Linked DNA regions of Homo sapiens: all the other regions are linked to region 3. The links are chromatin loops, found by intact Hi-C in ENCODE. Cell type or tissue: natural killer cell. All regions are shown on one strand. Links, peaks and the distances in the headings refer to the core of each region. The heading gives the core; the rest is flanking DNA.

The links. A loop is a pair of places that touch in the nucleus more often than their neighbours do. Peaks named below come from ENCODE experiments on the same cell type or tissue, not always from the same donor. Only the 100,000 strongest peaks of a DNase experiment are listed, where the experiment ranks them.
Region 1: it touches region 3 in a loop (4-fold over the local background); 1 of 110 quality-filtered maps calls a loop at or near these places.
Region 2: a loop joins it to region 3, with 5 times the contacts of the local background. A loop is called at or near these places in 1 of 110 quality-filtered maps.
Region 4: it touches region 3 in a loop (5-fold over the local background); 2 of 110 quality-filtered maps call a loop at or near these places.

Annotation. Positions count from the first base shown.
Region 1 is chr17:36,208,430-36,214,836 of GRCh38, forward strand. It overlaps CCL4L2 (C-C motif chemokine ligand 4 like 2), which reads left to right and starts at 2,634. Exons shown (of 3, transcript NM_001291468.2): 1 at 2,634-2,788; 2 at 3,347-3,461; 3 at 4,068-4,444. The coding sequence starts at 2,713. The coding sequence ends at 4,140. In natural killer cell, for the core only: no CTCF peak of the experiment used is centred there; DNase peaks (open chromatin) are centred at 2,622, 3,642 and 4,702; H3K27ac peaks cover 685 bases; H3K27me3 peaks cover 197 bases.
Region 2 is chr17:36,084,102-36,092,020 of GRCh38, forward strand. CCL3 (C-C motif chemokine ligand 3) reads right to left here and starts at 6,042. Exons shown (of 3, transcript NM_002983.3): 1 at 5,885-6,042; 2 at 5,082-5,196; 3 at 4,155-4,661. The coding sequence starts at 5,957. The coding sequence ends at 4,571. CCL3-AS1 (CCL3 antisense RNA 1) reads left to right here. Exons shown (of 3, transcript NR_186417.1): 3 at 5,445-5,761. In natural killer cell, for the core only: no CTCF peak of the experiment used is centred there; DNase peaks (open chromatin) are centred at 4,300, 6,020 and 6,090; H3K4me3 peaks cover 2,066 bases; H3K27ac peaks cover 3,097 bases.
Region 3 is chr17:35,886,669-35,894,607 of GRCh38, forward strand. No RefSeq gene overlaps it. Among named protein-coding and RNA genes, the nearest start is that of CCL5, 10 kb to the left of the region's middle. RefSeq lists a silencer at 5,343-5,543. In natural killer cell, for the core only: no CTCF peak of the experiment used is centred there; DNase peaks (open chromatin) are centred at 2,703, 3,523, 4,293, 5,603 and 2 weaker places; H3K27ac peaks cover 4,857 bases.
Region 4 is chr17:36,063,717-36,068,716 of GRCh38, forward strand. It overlaps CCL18 (C-C motif chemokine ligand 18), which reads left to right and starts at 556. Exons shown (of 3, transcript NM_002988.4): 1 at 556-693. The coding sequence starts at 627. In natural killer cell, for the core only: no CTCF peak of the experiment used is centred there; a DNase peak (open chromatin) is centred at 3,045; H3K27ac peaks cover 4,507 bases.

The DNA.
Region 1 (6,407 bases), core at 1-5,000, 320 kb after region 3:
AAACTGCTTCCCACAATGGCTGAACTAATTTACATTCCCACCAGCAGTGTATAAGTGTTCCTTTTCTCCACAGCCTCACCAACATCTGTTATTTTTTGACTTTTTAAAAATAGCCATCCTGACTGGTTTGAGATGGTATCTCATTGTGGTTTTAATTTGCATTTCTCTAATGATTAGTGGTGCTGAGCATTTTTTGTATGTTTCTTGGCCGCGTGTACGTCTTCTTTTGAAATGTGTCTGTTTATGTTCAATGCCCACGTTTTAACGGAGTTGTTTGTTTTTTGCTTGTACATGTGTTTAAATTCCCTATAGATTCTGGATATTAGACCTTTGTGAGATACATAGTTTGTAAATATTTTCTCCCATTCTGTAGGTTATCTCTTTACTCTGCTGATAATTTCTTTTGCTGTGCAGAAGCTCTTTAGTTTAATTAGATCCCATTTGTCAGTTTTTGGTTTTGTTGTGATTTGTTTTTGGCATCTTCATCATGAAATATCTGCCAGATCCTATGCCCAGAATCATATTGTCTAGGTTATCTTACAGGTATCATATTTTTATAGTTTTATATTTTAGGTTTTACATTTAAGTCTTCAACCCATTGTGAGTTGATTTTTACAGATGGTGTAAGGAAGGGGTCCAGTTTCAATCTTTTGCATACAGCTAGCCAGTTATCCCAGTACCATTTATTGACTGGGAAGTCCTTTCCCTGTTGCTTGTTTTTGTTAACTTTGTCAAAGTTCGGATGGCTGCAGGTATGCAGCATTATTTCTGAGCTCTCTATTTTGTTCTATTGGTCTATGAGTCTGTTTTTGTACCAAAGCCATGCTGTTTTGGTTACTGCAGCCCTGTGGTATAGTTTGAAGTCATGGCTCCCTTTTTTTACTCTTCTTTTTTCTTTCTCAGAGAAGAGCAGGTAACAATGTGGGGTTAAAGGTGAGCAGGTGGGTTAGAGTAGTGGAGCTAAAGGCAGATAGAGGTCTTGATCCAATTATCCTCATTCCCTTCATTTGTCCAACCTTGCACACTCCTGTATGCAGGGCCTTTGTAAGCTTCACCTTCTGTACAGGTGCCCAGCAACTGTCAAACCAGCCAGGGCTTAACATGAGCATGGGCATTCCCTATGGACTGGCTGGGACACACCCACATCCTTAGATTACACATTTTGCCTGTAACATAGATAAACTCATTACTAGGTATATAATTCTGTTTTGTTTTGTTTTGGTTTGTTTTGCTTTGTTTTGTTTTGCTTTGCTTTGTTTTTGGGACAGGGTCTCATTCTGTCAAACAAGCTGGAGTGCAGTGGCACAATCACCACTCACTGCAGCCTGGACTTTCCTGGGCTCAGGTGATCTTCCCACCTGAGCCTACTGAGCAGCTGGGACTACAGGTGTGTATCACCACTCCCAGTCAAGTTTTTTTTTTGTATGTGTGTTTTTTATAGAGACAGTGTTTCACCATGTTCCCCAGGCTGGTCTCAAACTTCTGGGCTCAAGCAATCTGCCTGCCTTGACCTCCCAAAGTGCTGGGATTTCAGGTGTGAGGCCCTGTACCCAGCTCAATTCTGTTTTTATACTAGAAGAACATTCTCTATCTGGGTCTTCCAGACTTGATTCTTACTGGTTAATTTGTCCTGGTCTTTTGCTGGTCCAAGAAAATATCTTGAAATCTTTATTTCTTCTCCGTTCCCTCCTTGTCCTAGGACAGACTAGCCCTATCCCTTCCCTGAATTAAGTCTGAGTATAATCGGTCTTTGAGTGTGGAATAGCTCCTAGCAGTCTATCAGTCAATGGTTTCTCTTTGTGGTCACACTCTATGTTTATTCTGGAGACTACAGCATGGAAAGAAAATGGACTTTGGAGTCAGATGAATCTTGATTCGAATCTTGATTCAAATCTTGGCAGTGCCATTCATCAGCTCTGTGGCATTGAGCGCCATCAGTGGACCACTCTCTGATCCCCAATTGCCTTATCTGTAAAATGAGATTAGACACCCCTGCTCAAGATTATGGTAGGATTATATATAATATGTGTAACACAGCTTTCCCAGTGCCTGGTACAAGGTAAGTGTCCAATAAGAACTTACAAATGTTCCTGAGCCACCCTACTGGGTCCCTCCGCACATCCAATGCTGGACTCTTCATGCCCAAGGAAACATATAGGGCACAAAAGTCAGTGGCACTGAGCTCAGCAGAAGAAGGCACAGGAAGGGGATGGGGGAGTCCTGGTTCCCGCTTTGTTCTTGGGGCCAGGACTGTGGCCAGCCTGGAAAGACTGGCATGAACCCTCCAGCATCTGGGGGTGCCAACCACCAAGAGCAGCACAGTTCTTGTCTACAAGCCACTTGTAGCAGGTGTGAACATTTCATCTTTTCCTCTGGGGTTTGCAACTCTCTCCCCAGTCTCGGTCACTGCTTTTGGCTGTACCACTTCCCTTTTCTTCTCGCCTGCACCTCCCTCATCTTTCCTCTATGATGACATCGCCCTGGGGAAGAGAAGCTGAGAGGAACTCCTCACTCAGCTAGCTTCAGGAGCCATGACATCATCTCTACCATGGAAATTCCACTCACTCTCCTGTGCCCCCACATTTGTCCTAGGCCTCAGAGTCCCTATAAAGAGAGATTCCCAACTCAGTATCAGCACAGGACACAGCTAGGTTCTGAAGCTTCTGAGTTCTGCAGCCTCACCTCTGAGAAAACCTCTTTGCCACCAATACCATGAAGCTCTGCGTGACTGTCCTGTCTCTCCTCGTGCTAGTAGCTGCCTTCTGCTCTCTAGCACTCTCAGCACCAAGTAAGTCTACTTTTGCAGCTGCTATTTCGAGTCAAGGTGTAGGCAGAGTCCTTTTTTCTAGTCATGGCTGGCAAACAGTGGGATCTGGGGATGGGACAAAAGGCAGCTAGGAAGATTGCCATGTAGTCTGCTGCTAAATGTAGAGTCTAGTAGATATTCAGTAACATTCAAGTTCCTATTTTCTTAAGAATTAGCAACCAGCAGAGGAAAACGATGGGCTGGAAGTCAGACTGTTGAATTGGCTCTGCCTTTAATTATTTGTTCAAGCAAGCCCCTGTCCCTCTCTGTGCCTTGGTTTCCCCATCTGTCATATGAAGGGAGTGCGATGTGTTCTGAGACTGAATCCAGTTCCAATCTTCTAGATTTCTTTCTCGTTCTTCTCTGAAGATCCACTATTCAGAATAAGACTCCTGCTCATGTTAGGTGGGAATGGATACAAGGGACCATATTTGGGGTTCTGGTAGCTCCACAGGGATGCTCAATGAAGATGCAAAATTAGAAGTCAAAATAAACAGCTCCCATGGGCAGTGTTGATCTCACCCTGGCCTTTCCTTTCAGTGGGCTCAGACCCTCCCACCGCCTGCTGCTTTTCTTACACCGCGAGGAAGCTTCCTCGCAACTTTGTGGTAGATTACTATGAGACCAGCAGCCTCTGCTCCCAGCCAGCTGTGGTGTGAGTATCAACCCCTGGCTGCCCTGGGAGGCAAGGGTGAGGGCTGGATTTTTAAAGGGGGCCTGTTTTGGGGAGGGGGTGATGAGCGTTGGGGAGGCAGCTCTCAGGGCTGAAGCCTTCCCTGACAGCAGTGAGGTCACAGGTCATGAACTCACTTTTCAAGTGCTGAAGGCGGCTGAGTGGCAGCCGAGACAGAAGGGGGTTCCTGGGGAGGAAGTTATTCAGAGGACAGGGAAGCAGGGGAAGGCAGACAGGTCCCGTGAGATATGGACCAATTCCTTAAACCATGCTAGAAAAACATGTGGAAAAGTCACTACCAGGCTGGCAGGGAATGGGGCAATCTATTCATACTGATTGCAATGCCCACTGGTTCCTAATCTGGGCAACCCCTGGGGCCCACAGCTAAATCCAGTGAGTGGAAGTTACAGGGAGTCTGCTTCCAGTGCTGCTCCGGGAAGGATCCCATCCACCAGAGCTGCCCCACATGGACCATGGTCAGGCAGAGGAAGATGCCTACCACAGGCAAGGGATAAAGCCAGATGACCTCAAAGGTCCCATGGGATTCTAATCTGTCTGCTCCTTGTTCTACGGATTCCAAACCAAAAGAGGCAAGCAAGTCTGCGCTGACCCCAGTGAGTCCTGGGTCCAGGAGTACGTGTATGACCTGGAACTGAACTGAGCTGCTCAGAGACAGGAAGTCTTCAGGGAAGGTCACCTGAGCCTGGATGCTTCTCCATGAGCCGCATCTCCTCCATACTCAGGACTCCTCTCCGCAGTTCCTGTCTCTTCTCTTAATGTAATCTCTTTTATGTGCTGTATTATTGTATTAGGTGTTATTTCCATTATTTATATTAGTTTAGCCAAAGGATAAGTGTCCCCTATGGGGATGGTCCACTCTCACTCTTTCTCTGCTGTTGCAAATACATGGATAACACCGTTAATTCCATGTGTTTTCATAATAAAACTTTAAAATAAAATGCAAACAGTTTCTTTGTGATTTTAATTTGATTTGGGGGTAAAAGGAATTGCCTGGTACCATTGGGCGGTGGGGCAAGCTACAGTTTCCAAAAGCAGTAAGAATGCGCAATTGCTGAGTCCTTAATATGAGCTCTGGGCTGAACACTCTTAATACATGATCTCACTGCGTACTTTCAACAAGGGTTTTAACACCCTTATGAAGTAGGGACTGTTGCCCCCAGTTTCACAGTTAAGGAAAGAGAGGCACAGAGAGGTGAAGTGACTTGCTGAGGCTAGTAGGTCTGCTTGGGGAGTGTCATGAAAAAATGCCTTTAAAAAGGAGGTTATCATTTCAACATCTTGTGGGGGGAGTTGTAAAGAGGGGAAGCAGCACAGCAAAGGCGGAAGAAGAGTGAGAAAAGTGACTTCATCATATTATTATCAGCATAACATTGGGAAAGTCATCTTGCTTTATTAGACCTCAGTGTTCACAAGTGTGAAATGTAGATAATATTAACCCCTTCGAAGGGCTGTTACGAGGTGATGTGTAAAGCACCCATCATGGGACTGGGCACCTGGAAGATTCTCTCCTTCCCCCTCTGAGCCTCAGCCTTTTCACTTAAAATGGACCTAACAATTGTCAGGATCATCATGAGGATTAGATTAGTTAGTTGACAGATCAGCACTCTAAAGCCCAAGTTACTGTGAAGTGTTGTCATGATGACAGAAGGATGGAGGTCTGGTTTTGTTTGGAAGTGTTGCAGGAGTAACCTAAAGCCACTTCTACTTAATTATCCTTCAATCAGTACTCCCATTCCATGGGTCAGAGACTACATGGCTCTGAAATTGAATTACATGCACAATAAAGCCTGATCCACAGGACATAGACTCATGGTCTACTAAAGCTAAAAGGAAACTTTAGACCATCTGGTCCAACCCTCTCATTTTATGGAAACTGAGGGAGAAGGCCTGGGAAGTAACTTGCCACGTGCCACTCAACGAGTACATAGCAGAGCAGGAGCCTGGCCAGTGCCAGCTCCCAAGCTCAGGCCCTTTCCTGCACACATTCCCTAGTGACACACCTCTGTGGTCCTCAAAAGGGAGACCGGTTGAGTAAGGACAAGGCAGAGACTACCTTGAAAATCATTTGAGTGTTGTTAGTCCTGTGCAAAAGCAGAACTGGGGCCCTGTACTTCTCTGGGGTCAACAGACACAATTCCTTTCTTTGTCCTGCCCTTAGTCACCTCTGTCATTCCAGAGCCCCAGTGGAAACTTACTTCAGATTCTGCGGGCACTGAGAGAAGGAGGTTAGGGGGCAGAGCTGATCCAAAACAGGTGTGGGAAGAGGCTAGCAGCAAAGAATGTGCCTGGCCATAGTTTCTGCTTTCATTTGCCTAGATCCGAGCTATCTAATATGTTAGCCACTGGCCAAAGCGGCTATTTACATTTTCATTACATTTAATTAAAATGAAATAAAATTTAAAATTTAGTTCCTGAGTCACACTAGTCACATTTCAAGTGCTCAGTAGACCTTGGTAACATGGCTAGTTACCAGGTTAGACAGCATGCATTATGGACTTTCTGTCCATCATTGCAGAAAGTTCTGTTGGAGAGCAGTCTCCTAGAATGTTCTCAGAGCCTAAAGAGAGTGAAGGGAGGAGCAGTTGGGATGGTCTGTAAGATTAGGGTGCAGATTTGGAGAAAGATACACAATTCTATTCTGAGGGGACGGGATGGGAGAGAGAATGGATGACCCCAAGCCAGAGACAAGGTATAGATCACTATGGTAGCTGAATAATGGCCCCCAAGACATCCACATCCTATTCCCCAGAACCTGTGAATGTCAATTTGTATGGCAAAAGGGACTTTGGAGATATGATCAAGTTATGGATCTTGAGATGGAGTGATTACCTTGAATTATCTGGTCAGGCCCTAAATGTAGTTGTGAGTGTCCTTACCAGAGGAAGGAAGAGAAAAATTTGGTAATAG
Region 2 (7,919 bases), core at 2,920-7,919, 200 kb after region 3:
ATTCTGCATGTTCCCTGATGCCAGAAACTCACATTTCTTCAGGGCAAACCCCCTTCCCCACCATTCTCAGGCTTTAAGTTTATGTAAAATTCAGTAAACCCAAAGATTCAAGTTATGTGCCTTGATTAACTTAAGCAAATCAATGAAACCCATCCCCATAACCACAGCGACTGGTTAGGAATTCGGTTCCTAAGTCAGTCAAATCCAAAAGGGCCTAGTGATGTTTTTTCCAATGGGAACACAGACTCACTCTTCCCTGCAGAAAATGAACAAGGATTCATGTACACTGGCAGGTACTGGCAGCCACCCAGGGCCTCTCACAGGAAAGGGAGATCAGAAAGAGAAGCAAAGAGGACTCATGAGATACCACAGGGCCGCTGCGTCCAGCCTTGCCTGGAGCTAGGGCCACCTCGATGCCCTATAGTCTTGGAGCCACAAGGTGCATTTACTCAAAGCCTCTTTGAGTTTGGTTTGCTTGTTTGCTTTCTGCCTGGAAACTGCCAGCATCCTGAGAGATACGAGATCTGCATCTGTGCAGAGACACAGGGTTTGTTAAAAGTCACAGGCCCTGACTGAAGTGTGGAACTGGCTGAAATGAGAAAGTAGGAGGTAATTTGGTGAGGACCTTGTGAAATGGAAGTGAGTTTTAAACCTTACATGCATCAGAATTACCTGGAGCCTTGTGAAAACACAGGTTGCTGGGCCCTAGTCTATTAAGAAAGGAAGTGGGGCTCAGAATATGCCTTTCTCCCAAGTTCCCAGGTGATATTCACCATGCTGTCCTGTCTGGGCACTACCTTTTGCCATACCCATTACAAGGTATTGCACGTGCTGGTTGAACTATGGTCTGTCTTATTTTGGTGCTAAAAGCCTGTGCCAAATACCAAGGCTGCAGCATTAAGGAATTTGTTAGAAAAGATTCTGAATATTGGAATTTAGTTGCTGTGTATTATATCAGTAAGGTCCTTTAAGAAAGAGTTTAGGCTACTTTGAAATGGGCTCATCTGAAATTGAAAAAGAAGAAATGCGACTTGCTAAAAAGGCCCTTCCAGCCTGTTGACTGAGAATCCAGTAATCTGAAGACTGAAAGGGCTGTAAATGCAGGATTTTCTACTCTAAGATAAAGTTAGCATGAGCAGAGACAGGAAGATGAGAGACATAATGAGGCCAAGCGTCAAATATTCATCACCTCCACATGGGCCAAGATGCAGGCAGAGGTCTCTCACCAGGGGCTGGGAGGTCGGGGTGACAATGGTAGTGCAGTCTGTGCTAGAAAGTGCACATCCCCAGCTGGGCGCAGTGGCTCACGCCTGTAAGCTCAGCACTTTGGGAGGCCAATGCTGGCGGATCATGAGGTCAGGAGTTAGAGGCCAGCCTGGCCAACATGGTGAAACCCTATCTCTACTAAAAATATAAAAACTTAGCTGGGTGTGGTGGCGGGCACCTGTAATTCAGCTACTTGGGAGGCTGAGGCAGGAGAATCGCTTGAACCCGGAAGGCGGAGGTTACAGTGAGCCGCGATCACGCCACTGCACTCTAGCCTGGGTGATAGTGGGAGACTCCATCTCAAAAAAAAAAAAAAAAAAAGAAAAAAGAAAATGCACATCCCCAACCCCAGTTAAAATGCAAATGCAAACTATGTAACTGACAACCTGTCTGCTTCTGGCTACCTGGCCCATGGAATTGATCAGAAGCAAATAGTAGCCTACAGACATTAGAAGGGAGTCACATTGCCAAAGAAACCATAAGACTGGTTCCAAAAAGTTGCTGATTGCACAATACCTAAGGCAACCTCAGGCTAACTCACACAGACAGGAAGTCAGCAGCCTCCAGAAAGCAGATCCTCCACATTGCACATCTCAGATTGTCCATAGAGGACATTCTCCCAGGGAGGAGAGCTAGGGACTGCCAGATCAGCTGAACTGCTTAAAAATGCAGTACCCATTCTCCAGTTCCCTATCAGGGGTCTTTGTTCAACTTACTGTTTGTTCATAACACTTGTATTTAGGGAATGTTGGGCATGATTAAACTTCGTTTAGCTTTGGGTTTCTAGACCTTGAGAAACAATTCAGTGCAGGCAAATATTGTATGCCCCTATATTTTTTCCTGAAAGCCAATAAAGAAGGAATGATGACACCTTCACTGCGTCTATGGGGACAAAAGCTGCTTGTGTGTGTGTGTGTGTGTGTGTGTGTGTGTGTGTGCGTGTGTGTGTGTGAGAGAGAGAGAGAGAGAGAGAAACAGCCTTGTCAAAAAGACGTGTTTGTTGCTGTACCCTCATTATATGAAAGCCATCATGGCATCAAAACAGTATAAGCCAGGTTGAGCTCTATCCTCTCTGCATCAACTCAGAATCCCTACCAGAAAGTGGTTGTGATGGATGGAATATCACCCATCAAAGAATAGGGTAAGATGAGACCAGAGAGGTAAGCTATGCAAGCTAATCAGAAAATAACTCAAAGTTTTAAAAGTGCAGAATATAAAAAGGAAAAACCCTCATTCCTAAAAAAAAAAAAAAGCCTCATTTCCTCAAAGAAATCAGTTAGCTATTTGATGTGTATCTTTCCAAATATTTGCCTATGTAAATATATATGTATATATGGCATTTAAAAATAAAACAAAATAATATACTTTACAGATAGTTCCATAGCATATGTAGAGAATATATATGCATATACTGAATGTAATTAGGTCTGCCTTTTACATATAATATTATGGACACTTTCCACAGTTATAGATGTGTGCTACTTTTTTTTTACTGACTTCAGAATATTCCACTGATGGACATCTTAATCCTCTACTGATTAATCCCCTACTGATGACTGTTTGCATTTCTTTGCTGTTTGCCAACCACACTGCAAAGAATATCCTCATGTCTACATATCTTATCTTTTGGCAGTGTTTCTATGAAGCAGATTCCTAGAAATGGGATCAGGTCAAATGGGATGTAGTTCACATAGTATATGCATTTTAATATTTGCTAAGTAGTAGTGTTTATGCTTTAAAGAGTTGGAACACTACAATTCTAAACATGTTTGGACACAAAAAATAGATTATTTGAAACAAAATGAAATAAGCATAGCTCGTAAAAATTAACACGTTTGGTTTTCACACAAATATTTTGAATTTCTCTTTCTTCTGCAAAAAGGACCCTAGCTTAGTATGGATTTCTTGTACAGATAATGCAAACAATCCATCTATTAAATAACTTACCTTTCACAGTAAACCTATAGACAGCATCCTGCTCCACACAGAAGCTGATTGTCTTTTCCTTCTCTAACATTAGCTATTTATTTTGTAGAGTGTAGATTCTAGAGAAATAATGTATAATACACCTGTTGCCATATGCAGAGACTTACCACATTTAGAAAACAGTGGTGAATTCTATTGACAGTGGCTCTCAGTCATTAACATGCTATGGAACACCTCATGAGCTTGATAAAAATATCAGTTCCCAGGTCTACACTTAAAGATCCTATTTAAGTGGCTTCAACAATCACTGCTCAAACACTCTATGTCAACTCAGAATCCTGACAGGAAGTGGTTGCAATGGATAAAGTATCATCTGTTAAAGAATGGGGTAAGATTTGAGTATAGGCGGGTCATACTTTGGGAAATAACTTGGTCAATGGTTAACAGCATAGTCTGTAGTTCAATAAAAGTCCAGTTTTGGAACACAATTGACCGTTTACGTGCTGTGTAACCTCAGCCAAGTTGTCTAACCTTTCTGAGCCCTGGGTTACTTTTCTGTCAAGTGGAGGTATTAATAGTACCTAAGCTGTACTATTGCATTGGTAAGATTAAATGAGCAATGTATAAAAAGCGCTCAGTAGGAGGAGTAAGCCTCAACAATGTAAATAATTGCTATTAAGAGCTTGATTCATCATGAATATGCCCTACAGAATACTATGCTTAATGGTGGCCATTCGAGTAGTGAATTCTCCTAGAGCATGCATGTTATGATTTGAGTTATAACATATTCGTAGTTTCAATGTTCCAGAACTGTGTCTCCGTTGTAAAGTGGATAACTCTGTGGTAGCCCTCCCCATCTCTCCCAATTTCCCTCCATTTCACCTCTTCCTAATCTTTGCCTATGATTCCTCTTAACCAGTGATTTTGATTTGCCAGAAAAACAAAACCAAACTCAATACTGGTTTACCTTTTAAAAGAGCATCTTTATTATTTCCCCAGGCCGATCACAGCCCTGAACAAAAGCATCCGATACACATTTGTCAGTCTGGTGGCTTTGGTGCCATGACTGCCTACACAGGCTGATGACAGCCACTCGGTTGTCACCAGACGCGGTGTGAGGGAAGGGGGAGGGGACAGGGGAACTCTCAGAGCAAACAATCACAAACACACTGTGAAATCGAAAATAAATTACAAAAACTAAATAGTATAAATAAATTAAAATTTAAGTTAAGAAGAGTCCCACAGTGTGGCTGTTTGGCAACAACCAGTCCATAGAAGAGGTAGCTGTGGAGGTCACACGCATGTTCCCAAGGCTCAGGCTCCTGCTCCTCCCCACTGGGCCCACCGAGGTCGCTGGGCCTCGAAGCTTCTGGACCCCTCAGGCACTCAGCTCCAGGTCGCTGACATATTTCTGGACCCACTCCTCACTGGGGTCAGCACAGACCTGCCGGCTTCGCTTGGTTAGGAAGCTGTGGAGAAGGGAGGAAGAGTTAAGCACTGGGGAATCCAGCAGGGGAATCCTGGGCCCACCATGGCCCCACCATTCTGCTCTCTGTCCTGGGCAGCTCAGGGCTTGCTCCTCTTTCAGGGGCCCCCTGCCTATCTCTGTCTAGAGAGCTTCTCTCAGTGACTCAGTAGGGGTGGCCCTCAGAGTGTCCCGCTGCCTCCTTCTTCCTGTCCCTTTCCTCTGGGCTGGGGCAGCCCTTCCTGACTCTGTAACACATGCCTCACTCCAGCTCCAAGTCAGGTCACACCTCGGAGCCCTGCGTCCTGTATCCCCGATAGGCTCCTGAAGGCTGGGCCTTTCCAGGATAGCCTTCTGGCCTGTCTCTGCCCCAACCCTGACCCTCCCTACCTCCATAGAGGTGAGCAGGAAGACTGGCACTTACATGACACCGGGCTTGGAGCACTGGCTGCTCGTCTCAAAGTAGTCAGCTATGAAATTCTGTGGAATCTGCCGGGAGGTGTAGCTGAAGCAGCAGGCGGTCGGCGTGTCAGCAGCAACTGTGGAGAAAGGAAGAGAATGAGCCCGAGTCACAGCTCAGAAGAAAAGGCCAGGCAGCTTCTGATCCCCGAGCAGTTGAGGAAGGCAGGCTTGCTCAGACCAAGTGACTGGAAGGCATTTGGGCATTTTTGCTGAGAAATGTCTCTTTGTTTCTGTCTGTATCCTTCTTTCTCCTTGACTCTTCATAGTGGGTTCTCTGTTTCTCTGTGTGATCCAGATACCTGAACGGACTGTTCTCTTATCTCAGTTCTCTTCAGGGAATTTTGTCTGGTTCAAGAAGTCATACCCCAACCCAAGAGAAGCCTTGGACATCTCTCATAAGACATCCAAGGGACAGAGCTCCTGGGAGACCTAGAGTGAGCTGGAGAGTGAACAACATACCCCACTGGGAAGTAAGCAGCCCTGGATTCTGCCTCTTGCTAACTGATTCGTTTCGAACCCTGTTTTTCTATCTGTAAAAGGGACTGTAACTCCCCTGCCCCTGCCTAGATTCTCATACCTGGAGACTAGGGGGCTAAGACCCCTTCTAGAGATAAAAATAAAAGTCTTAAAGAGAAAGACCAAGATGTTTGGCAGCCCTTTAAGAAGTTCTCTTTTCTCTTGGGGGCTTTTAGGCCACAAGAAAAGATTGATGTGGTCTAACCATGGCCAGAGAGTGGTGATACCCACAACGAAACTCAGACTCACGTGATGCAGAGAACTGGTTGCAGAGAGCCATGGTGCAGAGGAGGACAGCAAGGGCAGCAGTGGAGACCTGCATGATTCTGAGCAGGTGACGGAATGTGGGCTCGAGTGTCAGCAGAGCCAAGAAAGGACTGACCACTGTCTGCTGCCCGTGTCCTTCTGAAGTCTGAAACCAGCTCTCCTCTTTATAGGCAGCCCTGGCGGATGGGGAAATGGAATCTGGGGGTGAGGAGGGAAATTTTTAAGCGTAGTGATGCTGTCATGCTAAGTTGCACAACTCAGGGTCCCTGGTGACCACAGGGGCTCAGGATATCCAAGAATAGCATCTTTGAGCTATTCTCTAACTCTCAGCTCTCAACTCATGACTTGTTATAGTTTCATAGGGAAATGGTTTCTCCTGTGAGTGTGAAGAGGGGTATATGTCAACCCAAGGCTATTCTTAGTCAGTCCCTTCTCATAAGAACTGGTCTGTGCATGAACTCTCCAGCCCCATTCCTTCCCACAGAGCTGCAATTCTGCTTCCTCAGCTGCTATAACCACAGGGATAGGGTTGATGGGCTGATGCTGTGGAGGGCTGCACAACCCTTCCTCCTCCCAGAGGCAAAGAACTGAATGAAAGCTGGAGGAATAGAAAGCATGAGGTCATGTTTCAGTCATTTGTCTATTTATTAGTCATGTAGTGACTAGGGCGCTGTGTTAAACGCTAGTTGTGGATCATAAAAATACTTTAGAGGTGGGTGTCAATATGTCAGGTGCCTAGAAATATCTGTAGCCATTAACCTAGAAAAAGCATTTCTAGGAAAGAGTTCTGTGGAAACAACCCAAATATGGAGCCATCTTCAAACATAAAGATACCTGACCCAGCATCGTTTATAACTCTAAAATAAACAAAGCTAAATTTTTCTCCATCAGGGAATGATAAATTATCCACTAGATCATTTATTATTAAGTCTCTAAAATGAATGAAGTGGCATAAATATGCTTATAACATCAGTGGTTAAAAAAAGCAAGATACGACATTATACAAATTCTACAAAGTCTGAAGAATTGTACAAATATATATATATATTTGTACTATATATACATGTATTTGTACATATACACATATATATTTGTACAAATATATATATATTCCTTGCCAACCCTAAGCATGGAAAAAAATACAAAGGCTTGGAAATACATGCCTTAAAGAATGAATAGTTCTTATATTTGTGTGATAGGTCCCTGGGTGATTTATTTTCTTATTTTTTTCTTTTTCTGAATTTTTCTCATTTTACTTAGTTAGACTTTATTACCTTCTTGGTCAGCCCACAAATTTATAAACTAATTTTTAAAAAAACATTTCCAACATCACTGGTTGAAAAATAGGTTGTTGTCAGTTGTTTAATCTGAAAGAAATTATTGATAAATATGCTGAAGTTTCTGTTCAATGGTTTTGGCCAAAATGAAGTCTTGATTTCCCATTTCTTTGAACCATTTTAAGGATCCTATACTATACTTACATAAATCATGCCAAATTGAAGCAGTTTTTTACTTATTCTTTTCAATACATAATTTCAGTGGTGTGGAAGGGTCTCTACCTTCTCAGCCAGATTATATGCTTTTTTTTCTTTTCCATACTTTGTTATTTTATTCTTTCACAATCAATCAGCATACCTCATTTTATAATGAGAAATAGATTTAGTTGGTTTTAATGATCTTTGTTTCTGAGATGCCCCTGATCTCGTGGGGGCAGGTAGAGTGTATGAACAGGTAATTGTAGCATTTAGCCGAAAGTGCTAGGACTCCTAGTAGAAAAAGAAATGAAAGCTCAGAATCCCACGAGGGGAAGAAGTGACCTTCCACCAGAGGGTTGGGGAAGGCTTCATGGAAGGGATGGAACTTTAGTTGTGTCTGGATAACTGCCCGGGATTTAGGCATCTATAGATGAGTGCCCAGCTGAGGCAGAGTCCTGAGTGTGACATTGTGGGTTCAGAGGAAAGAGGGGGTGCTTCAGTGGAGCTGCAGAGCAGTGGGGGTGAATATGGATGATAAAGCT
Region 3 (7,939 bases), core at 1,720-6,719:
TGCTTACTGAGGTTTCAGTTACTCTTGGTCAACCATGGTCAGAAAATATTAAATGGAAAATTCCAGACATAAACATTTACATAACTTTTATTACAGTATATTGTTATAATTGTTCTATTTTGTTATTATTGTTGTTAATCTCTTACTGAGCCTAATTTATAAACTAAAGTTTATCATAGGTAGTATAGGAAAAAACACATAATAAAATAGTATATAACAGGTACTATCCATGGTTTCAGGCATCCACTGGGGGTCTTGGGACATCCACCACAGATAAATGGGAACTGCTGTAGTCCTCATGCTACACATTCGATTCTACATAACTGCAACTTTTTGCCCTTTGACCAGAATCTCCCAATTTCTCTTACAGCCCTGCCACTGGTAGCCAAAGTTCTATTCTTTGCCTCCATGTATTTGACTTTTTTAGATTCCACATGTAAGATCATGTAGTATTTTCCTTTCTATGTCTGCCTTGCTGTGATTAATGATGACTTTCAACAAGTTGCTTACTTTCTCTGGGCCTAAATTTCTTTGTCTGTAAAGTAAGATATTGGACCTAACCTGTCTGGGGCAATTGAGCCATTAAAGAATCTGATGAGGGCTGGGCACTGTGGCTTACGCCTGTAATCCCAGCACTTTGGGAGTTGGAGGTGGGTGGATTGCTTGAGCTCAGGAGTTGAAGAGCAGCCTGGACAACATGGCGAACCCCATCTCTACTAAAAATACAAAAATTAGCTGGGCATGGTGGCATGCCTGTAGTCCCAGCTACTCAGTGGGGAGGCAGGAGGATCGCTTGAGCCCAGGAGGCAAAGGTTGCAGTGAGCCAAGATTGAGCCACTGCACTCTAGCCTGGGTGACAGAGTGAGACCCTGTCTCAAAAAAAAAAAAAAGAAAAGAAAAGAAAAAAGGGCCGGGCGCGGTGGCTCATGCCTGTAATCCCAGCACTTTGGGAAGCCAAAGCGGGCGGATCACCCGAGGTCAGGAGTTCGATACCAGTCTGGCCAATGTGGTGAAACCCTGTCTCTACTAAAAATGCAAAAATTAGCTGGGCGTGGTGGCGGGTGGCTGTAATCCCAGCTACTCGGGAGGCTGAGGTAGGATAATTTCTGGAACCCAGGAGACGGAGGTTGCAGTGAGCCGAGATCATGCCACTGCACTCCAGCCTGGGCGACAGAGCAAGACTCTGTCTCAAAAAAAAAAAAAAAAAAAAAAAGCCAGTGCTGTGGCTCACACCTGTAATCCCAGCACTTTGGAAAGCCGAGGCAGGAGGATCACTTGAGGTCACGAGTTTGAGACCAGCCTGGCCAACATGGTGAAACCCCGTCTCTACTCAAAGTACAAAAATTTAGCCAGGCGTGGTGGCACATGCCTGTAGTCCCAGCTACTTGGGAGGCCGAGGCAGGCGAATGGCTTGATCCTGGGAGGTGGAGGTTGCGGTGAGCAGAGGTCACGCCATTGCACTCCAGCCTGGGCCACAGAGCGACACTCTGTCTCAAGAAAAAAAAAAAAAAAGCCTGATGAGGATGTGAGGGTGATCTGGCTGCAACATCTGTCACCCTATTGATCACCAGGGTTGGTTCTGTTACCGACCATAGTTTCTTGCGTTCTCCATGCAATAGAAATTGACATGAGGCCGAAAGACTTTTCCCAGACAAGACTTCATTGGAGCTTTTGCCTGGACATAAGGGAGGCAGCACAAGAGAGAATTCCCTGACTGACTCTGTGCAAAGAGCCGGTAGGGCTTTTTAATTAGGCAAAGCATGAGAATTGACATCAGGGGTGGGGTATGCAGGCTGGGCTGGGCAAAGCATGTGAGGGGTAGGGTATGCAGGTTAGCACTATTTGGTTGTAATGGTTACCTTGAGTAATGGGCTACCTGGTGGTCTAGCTGGGGCAACAAGTCTGTAAATCAGTTGTTCAGCATTCCTTCCTGAGGTGGAATACTCCACAACCTTGGTTTGATACTTGGATTTCCTAAGGCCAGTTCCTGGAATTTGTTAAGTAAAAGACATGGTTGAACATGGTGTCAGTGAGATGGTGGTGTGGGGTTTGTGATCAGTGGGAATTCATGAAAGAAAGTTCAGTGCTGGTGAGCTGCAGCCAAGCCCCACTCCCAGTCTGTCTCAATTTGGCTGATCTAGCTGGCTAGGCCTGTGTCCCCTTCTCTCTTTACCGTTCCATGTGCGTCCCTCCTAAAGCTGCGCACTTGGTTTAACCACCCAACGGGTTCTTCTTGCCCGCTGCCCAGATACAGCAAGTTTATCAAGACACAGGAATTGCAATAGACAAAGAGTTTGATACAAGTAGAGCCAGCTAAACAGGAGACAGGGGTTTTATTATTACTCAAATCAGCCTCCCTGAAAATTTGGAGGCTAGGGTTTTTTAAAGGTAGTTTGGCGGGCAGGGGGCTCGGGAAGCGGGAATGCTGATTGGTTGGGTCGGGGATGAAATCATAAGGAGTTGAAGCTATCCTCTTGCACTGAGTTGGTTCCTGGGTGGGGGCCAGAAGACCAGATGAGCCAGTTTACTGGTCTGGGTGGTGCCAGCTGATCCATCAGAAGGCAGGGTCTGAAAAATACCTCAAACACCCATGTTAGGTTTTACAATAATAATATTATCTACAGGAGCAATTGGGGAGGTTCATGATCTCGAGGCCTTTGGCTGCATGACTCCTGAGCCGTCATTTCTAATCTTGTGGCCAATGTGTTAGTTTTACAAAGGCTTTCTGGTCCCCAGGCAAGGAGTGGGTTGGTCTCAGGGAGGGGCTGTTATCATCTTTGTTTCAAAGTTAAACTATAAACTAAATCCTCCCAAAGTTAGTGCTCCCTATGCCCAGGAATGAACAAGGGCAGCTGGGAGGTTAGAAGCAAGATGGAGTCAATTAGGTCAGATTTCTTTCACTGTCATAATTTTCTCACTGCTATAATTTTTGCAAAGGTAGTTTCAGAAGAGGACAACCTTCCCCAATAGAGGAGGACTGTTCTTTGGTCAAGGGTATACGAGTAGCTGCGCTCCCCTGCTAGAACCTCCAAACAAGCTCTCAAGGTCCATTTGTAGGAGAATGTAGGGTAGTCAAACTTCCAAGACTCCAGACACATCCAAATGAGGTGTTGCATGCGGCAGTGTGCCTTTCTTAAAAAAAAAAAAATAATAATCTCATGAAAGCTGTGAACACTTCCACCAATCTGTAGAGACCTACACAGACAGACACATGTAATTTTGCATGTAAGGAGTTCATAGACCCTGCAGGCTCACTGATGGGCCTCTTGATCCACAGGGCTTGTTCCTATCAGCTTTCACGCCTCTGGCACCCCTTTTCCTAGCATAATCCTCTAAAGCCAGGCCCATATCCCCTCCAGCCTAGTGTAGCCCCTCTCCTCCCCTCCCTTCCTGGCACAGTCTTTTTTTTTTTTTTTCCCCATCATTCACTCTTTTCCAAAGCTAAGCTGGCTGCTAGCCAAGGCTCACATTGTGATGTTAGGAAACCAAATGCAGGCAGAGAAAATGAAACCTTACTCCATCTGGATTCCAAAGCTTTTATCTGACATGGAGTTCCCCTCCTGACTTCAGACTGTGGGCAGCAGCTCTGGCTGTTCCAGTGCTCTTAAAAACATGCCCAAAGCAGGGACATTCCCCCCATCCTCTAGAAATCTGGGATCCCAAGAGAAGCCTGAGGCAAAGTCATTTCCTCCTGATGAAACTTAATTTTCCCCATCTGCAAATTGGAGGTTACTTCCTGGTTGTTTCTCTCCTTCTTTGCCCCTGTTCACAAGTCTAAATATTCCCCACCTGAGACTGGAAGCTATCTCACTCTTTGTTTCTGAAGGACCCTGCATGGGGTAGGTGCTTCATTGGTGCTGGTTGGAGGATCTGCCAGAGGCAATAGGGTGCAAGCCAAGACCTTGTAGCAGGCTCAGGGGACTTCCCAGGAGGAGGCAGAATTTGAACCCAAGACTCTACAACATCCTGGCCTCGATTTTTGGTCCAGCTCTGGTTGGTTCTTTCTGTGTTATTCTGTTCTGCTCCTCAATTCCTCTCCCCTCCCCTCCCCCTCCTCTCCCCACCCCTTCCCCCACCCCCTCCCCCTCCCCTCTTCTGTCACCTTGCACTGTGCACTTTAATGCACATTGCACTATGTCAAGGTACTAACTTTGACAACTGCTCTCATAATTCCAACCACATTCAGGCTGAGGGTTGCAGCTTGGCTCCCCCTCACTCTTCTCACCTTCACCACACAGGACATTGGCTGTGCACAGCCACTTGTTTATTGCAGCTGGAGACCACATGCGGTGTGTTTGTTGATCAGAGCAGCGCTCACCTGCCTCTGGTTACTGGAGGAGCCTGTCACAAGATATCTTGGGGGTGGGGTGACCACGGGAACAAGGCCCGTGGAGAAGCATCAGTTCTTCCAAAATGGCTGGGTGCCAGATGACTTCAGACTGTCCTTCTCCTGATACCTTGGGGTCTGTTTTTGTTGTTGTTGTTGTTTTCCTCTGCATGTTGGTGGCTGGTGGCTTCCCCTCTATTGGTGTATACCCCCTCATGAAGTACTCTTCAAGAACTCTTATTGCTGGAGCACTGCTGTCCCCTGCACACCCCACCCCTGCCCTTGGCCCCACTGCCTCCAGGCCCCAGGAGAAAGCCTGGTAAAGCAGGACAAACTTGGGGTTGAAATCAGATAGCGCATACTTTCTGTATGTCGTTTTTTGTTTGATTTTTCTTTAGAGATGTTGCCCAGGTGGGAATGCAGTAGCTGATCATTGCTTACTGTAACCTCAAACTCTTGTGCTCAAGCAATCCTCCCGCCTTGGCCTGCTGTGTAGCTGGGACTACAGGTGCATGCCACCATGCCTAGCTATTTTTTTAAAAAAATGTTTTCTATTGAATGTGGCTTTTGTGGCAGAATTTTTTTTTTTTCCCTAAAGAGGGGATCTCACTATGTTGCCTAGGCTGGTCTCAAACTCCTAGCTTCACGTGATCCTCTCACTTTGGCCTCCCAAAGTGCTGGGATTACAGGTGTGAGCCACCACATCCAACCCTTTCTGTATGACTTTTTTTTTTTTTTTTTAGATGGAGTCTCACTCTGTTGCCCAGGCTGGAGTGCAGTGGCACGATCTTGGCTTACTGCAACTTCCGCCTCCCAGATTCAAGTGATTTCTGGCTAATTTTTGTATTTTTAGTCGAGACAGCATTTCGCCTTGTTGGCCAGGCTGGTCTTGAACTCCTGACCTCAAGTGATCTGCCCGCCTTGGCCTCCCAAAGTGCTAGGATTACAGGCGTGAGCCACCATGCCTGGCACTTTTCCATATGTCTTTGAACAAATTATTAACTCTTTTTCACCTTGGTTTGCTTTCTGGAAATGGGGCTGAGAATACCTAACTCCTAGGATACGTCAAAGGATTAAATGAGGCAATCAGTAAATTGCCCAACACCATTTCTGGCACAAAGTAGATACTTGGAAAACAATTCCTTCCCTTTCTTTCCCCAAATGTCAAGGTGCCAGCATTTCTTCCCTCAATGGCTTCCCCTCCCAGTAGAGATGTTCATCTCACCGAGAGTTAGAAGGCATGGCGGTGGGGGAGGGGAAGTTGGGGATTTTCTGTGAGCTGTCAGGCACCGTGCTAGACACTACACATTATTTCACTTATTAGGAAGAAACACACAGAAAATGGTGATGACTCAGACCTGCCCTGAGCTCTCCTGCCCTCAATGCAGTGGGCTACAGACACTCAGCCCCATGCTCTGTCCTTCACTGGATTTCTGTCTCTCAGAGCCTGGCCACGGAGGGGGATGTGATCCTTCTCCCTTCTGGCTGTCCTTGCAGGCTAGCCCACATACCCCTTTTCAAAGAGTTTCACAGAGAGGCTTAGGAAGGAAGCCTTAGAAAGGAAGTGACAAAGTTTCAGAATCTTACAGGATTCTGTAGTTGTAGTCTGGATCTGCTCTTTTTTAGCTTGTCCTGGGAAGCCCCTTGGCTTCTTGCCTATTACTTCCATTCTCAGGGACGGGGGTCCCAGTCCCCTGCTTCCCCACTATGCTGCTTGCCCTGCTTTCTAGTGTTCAGGTTAGAATATTAGGGCCCTTAGAACCTTCCTAGGCATTCATTGCATTTTTGAGGCTCTCCAGCTTGCATGAAAAAGTCCCCTTGGGGAATTTCCTCAAATTAGGGTTTGGAAATTCTGCACCGTAGTCATTCCTTCTAGTGTCAGCTTTGGGTGGTGAAAAGAGCAAGGAATGGGAATTAAGAGACCTAAGCTCTAGTCCCATTGTAGCTCCAAACCCACTTGTTACATTTTGGCAAACCACTTGCCCTTTGTAGGCCTAAGTTTCCTCATCTGTGAAATGAGGGTCTGACAATGTTATTTATTTCCCTCTTAGTTAAAAGATACAAAAGTAAAGGATTTCTAGTATACTAGAGTGAGATTTGGGGGTAAGTTTCCTGTTTGCTCCTAAAATCAGTTCACATTACTTCTCCTATGGGTAAGGCTGAGGGAGTAACATACCTTCTTTCCCTCGTATCCATCAAAGGCCTAGGACTCACTTTACCATTTAGCTCATGAACTTCTGTGAGCAGCACTGTCCTCCTCCGCTTACCCACTCATTCCTACCTTTTCACACATCCCTTCACTCCATCCTGTCCAGCACGCGTCTATTCATTCATCTATTCCTTCATATCTGCATCTTGTGTCTGTTAAAATTCTTTGTATTCATGGCCAGGCACAGTGGCTCATGCCTGTTATCCCAGGACTTTTGGAGGCTGAGGTGAGAGGATCGCTTCAGAAGTTCAAAACCAGCCTGGGCAACATAGGGAGACCCTGTCTCTACAAAAAATTTAAAAATTAACTGGGTATGGTGGCACACACCTGTGGTCCCAGCTACTTGGGAGGCTGAGGTAGAAGGATCACTTGGACCTGGGAGATTGAAGCTGCAGTGAGCCATGATCACACCACTGCACCCCAGCCTGGATGACAGAGTGAGACCCTGTCTCAGGAAAAACAAAAAAACAAAAAAACAAAAAAACACACACACACATTATTTGTTCATAAGTGGAGAAAACTTTTGTGGACTGGGAGTGTGGAAAAAACAGTCAACATGCATTTTTCCTGTTCTCTTACACCATAATAATACAGAAGACTTCTGTGACAAAATATGTAGGGGTTTCTTCCCACACACCAAGTAAGCAATTAGTTCTGCAGTGGACACAGCCGGGTGTCCACCAGTTAATTCAACTGTGACACCATCTACCTGGAAATAGCCTCAGAAACCACAGGTTGAGGAATCAGTTCCACAGAACTGCTCCCTCCTTCCCACCAGTCACGAGTCTGGGCTTCCAGAATGTCTGACCAGCTGGCTTCAAGTTGGGGTTACCATGACCCACCCTCTTCGGGGTTGATTAATTTGCTGGAGGAGCTCACGGAACTCATGGAAGCACTTACTTACATTTAAAAAGGATGCAAATAAATAGCCAGATGGAAAGATAACACAAGGCAAGATCTGGAGGAGCTTCCGTTCCTGTGGAGTTGGGGTGCACCACTCGCCCAGCGCGTGGATGAGTTCTCCTTCACTGTCCTGTCAGCCTCCATGCGTTCAGCTATCCGGAAGCTCTCTGAACCTTGTCTTCTTGGGCCTTTTATACACTCGTTGGATAAGCATGACTAAAGCATGGACAACCATGTCAAAATGTGATTGGGCAAAAAGGGTATGATTTAATACTAACAGACCGAGGGTGGAATCCATCAGGGCCTGTCTGCTCAGATTCTTTTCGGCCTTTCTGTGCAGCATTCCTTCCCTCCAGGGTATGGGGCAGGGCCCTCTCTGGAATGAGGGTCTTATGACCCACAATTAGATTAGAACCCTGCCTTGGGCAGGTGAAAGGAGGGCAGGAGAGGTCAGAGAGAGAGAAATTCTGCTTCCTGAGGCCTGTTTCTAAGGCCTAAAG
Region 4 (5,000 bases), core at 1-5,000, 180 kb after region 3:
ATCCTTCTTCACACCAAACATAAAAATCAACTCCAGATGGATTGTAATTTAAATATTAATGCTAAAACAATAAAGCTTCTACAAGTTAACATAGGAGGATATCTTTATTGCCTTAGGATAGGGGAAGATTTCTCATTAGATCACGAAAGGCCTAACTGTATATAAAAGATTGAAGCATGTGACTCTCTTAAAAGGAAAAACAATTGTGAAAATCCATTAAAGCATTCTGCTCTATCAAAGGAGGCTGTGACCACTCATTTCTGAGAAATATCTGTCATGTGAAAACATAATCACATGATTATGCATAATCCTAAGCATAATCCCTGGGTGCTTCCAACTCCTGGTCACCCATCTGGAGATACAACTTCTCCATAAGCCCCTCAATCAACAAGTGAACCACTCGTTTGTGTACCCTAAACCTTTCAAGTAACCATAGGCAACCCTGGGCTGAGAACTCACATGACACCACCATAGTTAAAATGTCTTGCATCAGCACCTCCAATGTTCCCATGGTCCAGTCTGCCTATAAAAAGGAGAGACAACAGCTCATACCCCAGAAGGAGGCCAGGAGTTGTGAGTTTCCAAGCCCCAGCTCACTCTGACCACTTCTCTGCCTGCCCAGCATCATGAAGGGCCTTGCAGCTGCCCTCCTTGTCCTCGTCTGCACCATGGCCCTCTGCTCCTGTGCACAAGGTGAGTCTGTCATCCATGTGCTTTGATGGCTCCCTGGGCAGAAGTCAGGCGACATCTTCCAAGTGCTGTGGCCTGAAAACCCTCGTGTGAAATTAGGGATCCTCAAATGGGGTTTCAAAGTGACATCATTGTTTTCTTCAAGAAGGTTGAAAAGCAGTCTATTGATCTGGGCAGCAGGATGGGAGTCAGAGAAGTTTTATCCTACTGAGATAAATGAGATGGTTGAAGTCTAATTCATTGGGTTATTAGCGTGAGGTAGAATCTAGGTCTATTTAGTTCTCACTGGTGCTGGTAAGTTTTACAATGACCTCAGCAGTCTCCTAGAGTTCAACCCCTTGGGTAACATAAAAGATGTCTATACTTTTCTCAGCTATCTTGTGATTTAATCTATTAGAAAAAAAATTCCCCAAGGAGAGTTAGGAGAAGGGCATAGACTATTCAGGGAGCTTGATTCCCTGTAGCGTAAAATAAAGACTAAAATGGAGAGACAAGACTAGGGAAATTAAGGAGAAACAAACAAAAAGCCAGATTATTTCCAGCTTTCTTTTCCTGCAGGCCTCAACTCTGAGCTATGCTGTCTCCCTTTGCTCCTTTGTGACCCGCCTGGGCTTCTTCTCCTGAGCAACTCCTGTTGTCTTTGTTCCCTCAGATAAGATTCACACCCCATGCATCTGCTGCTTCTCCTACACCTCCCAGTAGATGCACTGCAAATTTTCGGTTGCCTATTATAAAACCAGTGGTGAGCGGTCTTAAAATTAAAATCCTATGATATATTTTAATTACTTTATACAGTCAATATTCATTTAGTTTTCATCACATATTTGCTCTTCCTGTCCTCTTAAATTCTTCTGCATCTCTGAGCTCCATCTGCAATCACTTTTCTTCTGCCTAAAGGAATCCTCTTAGTATTTTCATTACTGTGGGTCTTCTGATAGTGAAGTCTCCATTTTTTGCTTGCTTGGAAATGTCTTCATTTTACCTTCATTTTACCTTCACACTGGATATGAAAGTCCATAGTAGCTCCCACCTCCTACTTGTGCTTACGTGCTCCTTGTCCCTTGTCCCATGGGTTGTCTCCTCCATATGCCCTATTTGCAGACAGAAGGACTGATGCTGACATTACGCCAGGGTAAGAGCACCAGCTGCTGGAGTCAGCAAATTTGCAGTGGATATGGAGAAACATAAGAGAGGCAGGAGACAATGGGGTGCCTTAACCGTGAGGGAACCAGCATCCAGAACCTGAGAAAAACCAAGTAAATTTCTTCCACTCTTGAAAAGGGACCAGCAAGAAGTTGATGAAGACCTCACTGCTCAGGACTGTGAAGTAGGGCACAAAAGGAACTAAGGAAGTCAGGCATTCATCCTTGACTTTGAGTGTTTCTTTTAAATCTCTGCCTCTGTCTTACTCTCACTCCCTTGCTCCCTCTTCAGGGAGTATAGCTCTTGGAATGGCTGGCCTTTGTTCCATCTCTTTTGGGTAGGAACTTCATTCAGTCTACAGAGACTTTTCCCAGCAAGAGACCATCGTCTCTAAATCGCTGTAGGAGTAGAGCTTCTCAGGAGAACTGAAGGAACTCTGCCACTTCCTCACCCTAGGAACCAACTAGACCCAGAGTTTGCATCTTGTGAATGACTGAGTTAGGCCCCAGTTTTCCCAACTAACAATGGGTCCTAGCCCTCTCCTGCCTTTCAGATCTAGGTTAGATATCTAAGTCCTCAGAAAATAGCCCAGAACATTTTGAAACCTTTTGTGAAGTTCTTTGATTTTACTTAGAGAATCTTAATCCACAAGAATTAAGTGATATGGCTTAAATGTCTGTCCAGAGCATAGGGAAACAACTCTAAAATGAAGAAAGGACAAGGGTCAAGAGAGTCTCACGGGACAGATGAGACTTGTGAGCTGAGGGCCATGGAGAGGAGATGGAGGGCACCAAAGAAGACCTGTTCAGTGTTGGGCAGGCAGAGGAGTGTAGGCAATGCCAAAACAGGACTGGGCACTCACTGCCACCTACATCGTTCTGGGGTCCAAGCCATGTCCTCAACCCTTTACAGGCAACTCTAAACCATGAGGAGCTGGAGACTGGGGATGACCAGAGGGGAAGATGTTAAGTGCATGGTGTCTTGCTCTGAGTTGTACATGTTGGGGTACCTTGGGTCCCCCAGGGGTTCAGGATGTACAAGAGCAACTCAACTGCTCACTTGTTGGGGCTGAATGTGCAGAAATGTTTTTGACAGTGAGAGAGGGTGAGATGTTAGTGTTGAAGTCATACGTACAAGGAGAGATCTTCAGATTAACACTTCCACCACAGAGCAGCTCTCTAATGCTGTGCTGCAGCTCCTCTGACCACATGGTGTGATGTAAATGGTCATGCCACAGCGTTCTGGGCAGCACAAGTCACATTTAAACCACACCCTGGGTGAAAAGGACCATTACATCGTGTTAATCGGAGTGCTTCTAAGAAATGCTTAACTCATGAGGAGGACGTCAAGAATTGGTGTTACCAAGAAGCCAAGCTTAGCTGGTACCTTCTATCAAGAACAGATCTATTTGTGAATGGCACCATGGTCATTTCCTCCTATGGAACAGATATTTCTAGTGTTGTGTTTCCATTGCACAGAAGTGACATGTAAGATGATACCCCAGAATCTTAAGTAGTTCGAGTTGTGTTTGATCCAGACCCAAATGGACAGAATGGAATAGGGAAAGTCTGGACTATGGGAATGACAAGAATGATGGGGCCAGGCTTTTAACTGCTGTTTGATTCATTGAACATTCATAGCTCCCTACAATATGCCATCATTGGGTTTGACTCTGGGTAATAGACATGAATATGCATGACATATGGGGTGTCTATATAGATCAGGAGCCTTAGATGCCCTTATTTTTTCACCCAGGAAGCCCACAGCTAGGAAAATATCCTACAGAAATAACCTCACTTATGGAGAAAGTTTTTTGCATACAGATGTTTGGCACAACTTATAACAATGAAAAATTGGCCAGGTGCAGTGGCTTACACCTGTAATCCTAGCACTTTGGGAGGCCGAGGCAAGCAGATCACCTGAGGTCAGGAGTTCGAGACCAGCCTGGCCAACATGGTGAAACCTCATCTTCACTAAAAATACAAAAATTAGCTGGGCATAGTGGTGCACGCCTGTAGTTCCAGCTACTCAGGAGGCTGAGGTAGGAGAATCGCTTGAACCTGGGAAGTGGGGGTTGCATTGACCTGGGATCACACCACTGTACTCCATCCTGGGCAACAGAGTGAGACTCCATCTAAAAAAAAAGGAAAAATTGAAACCAACCCACATATGTTACAGTAGTGCATGACAATATTAATGCACTAGGCTTAAGTAAATTAGGCAGTTCTTAAAAATACTGGAATGATTTGGAAAAGTCTTTTAATATTAAGCACAGTCATATGCTGCATAACAATGCTTTGGTCAATGACAAACTGCATATATTATACAGTGGTGGTCCCATAAGATTATAATTCTGTATTTGTACTATACCTTTTCTATGTTTAGATATGTTTAGATATGCAAATACTTAACATTGCATTGCAGTTGCCTACAGTATTCAGTACAGTGGCATGCTGTACAACTTTGTAGCCTAGGAGCTACAGGCTGTACCATACAGTGAAGGTGTACGGTAGACTACACCATCTAGGTTTGTGTAAGTCTATGATATTCCCACAATAACAAAACAGACTAATGACAAGTTCCTCAGATGTATTTTTGTCATTAAGTGATGCATGGCTGTATAAATAAAAAAATACAAAATTAAAACCTGTATCATGACAACAGTAATGTCTTCCCCCACCAGACACAGTAAGAAGAAGGAAAAAAGCAAATGAGCAAACAGTACTATCATAAGCCTAGAAAAAAACTGCACTGGAAAGAAATATACCAAACTGTTTTTTAAAAAAAAAAAGTGGCTAGGTTTGGGTACTAGAATTTTTCCTACCTTCAATGAAATTTTTTTTTCAGGTTTTGCATCAGAATGCACATATGCCACAATAGGGAATGTAGAAAAAAACTCTCACATTCCTGCCTCCGTTTGCCTGCTGCCTACCCAGCTTTGAGATTCTAAATGAGTTTTTATTCTTTTCTGTATTTTATGTGTTTTCAAAATTAGCTTTACTGCTTTTTGGTGTAATCTATAGTTCACATAACAAATCATATAAAAAGCTATTTGAACTAAAAACACTAGTAACATTGCTCTTCCTGTACTCCTATGAGACTCCCTCGTATGCTTGTGGATGAGACATTATGAGGATGTGATGACTGAGAAAGCAGCGGCCATTTTG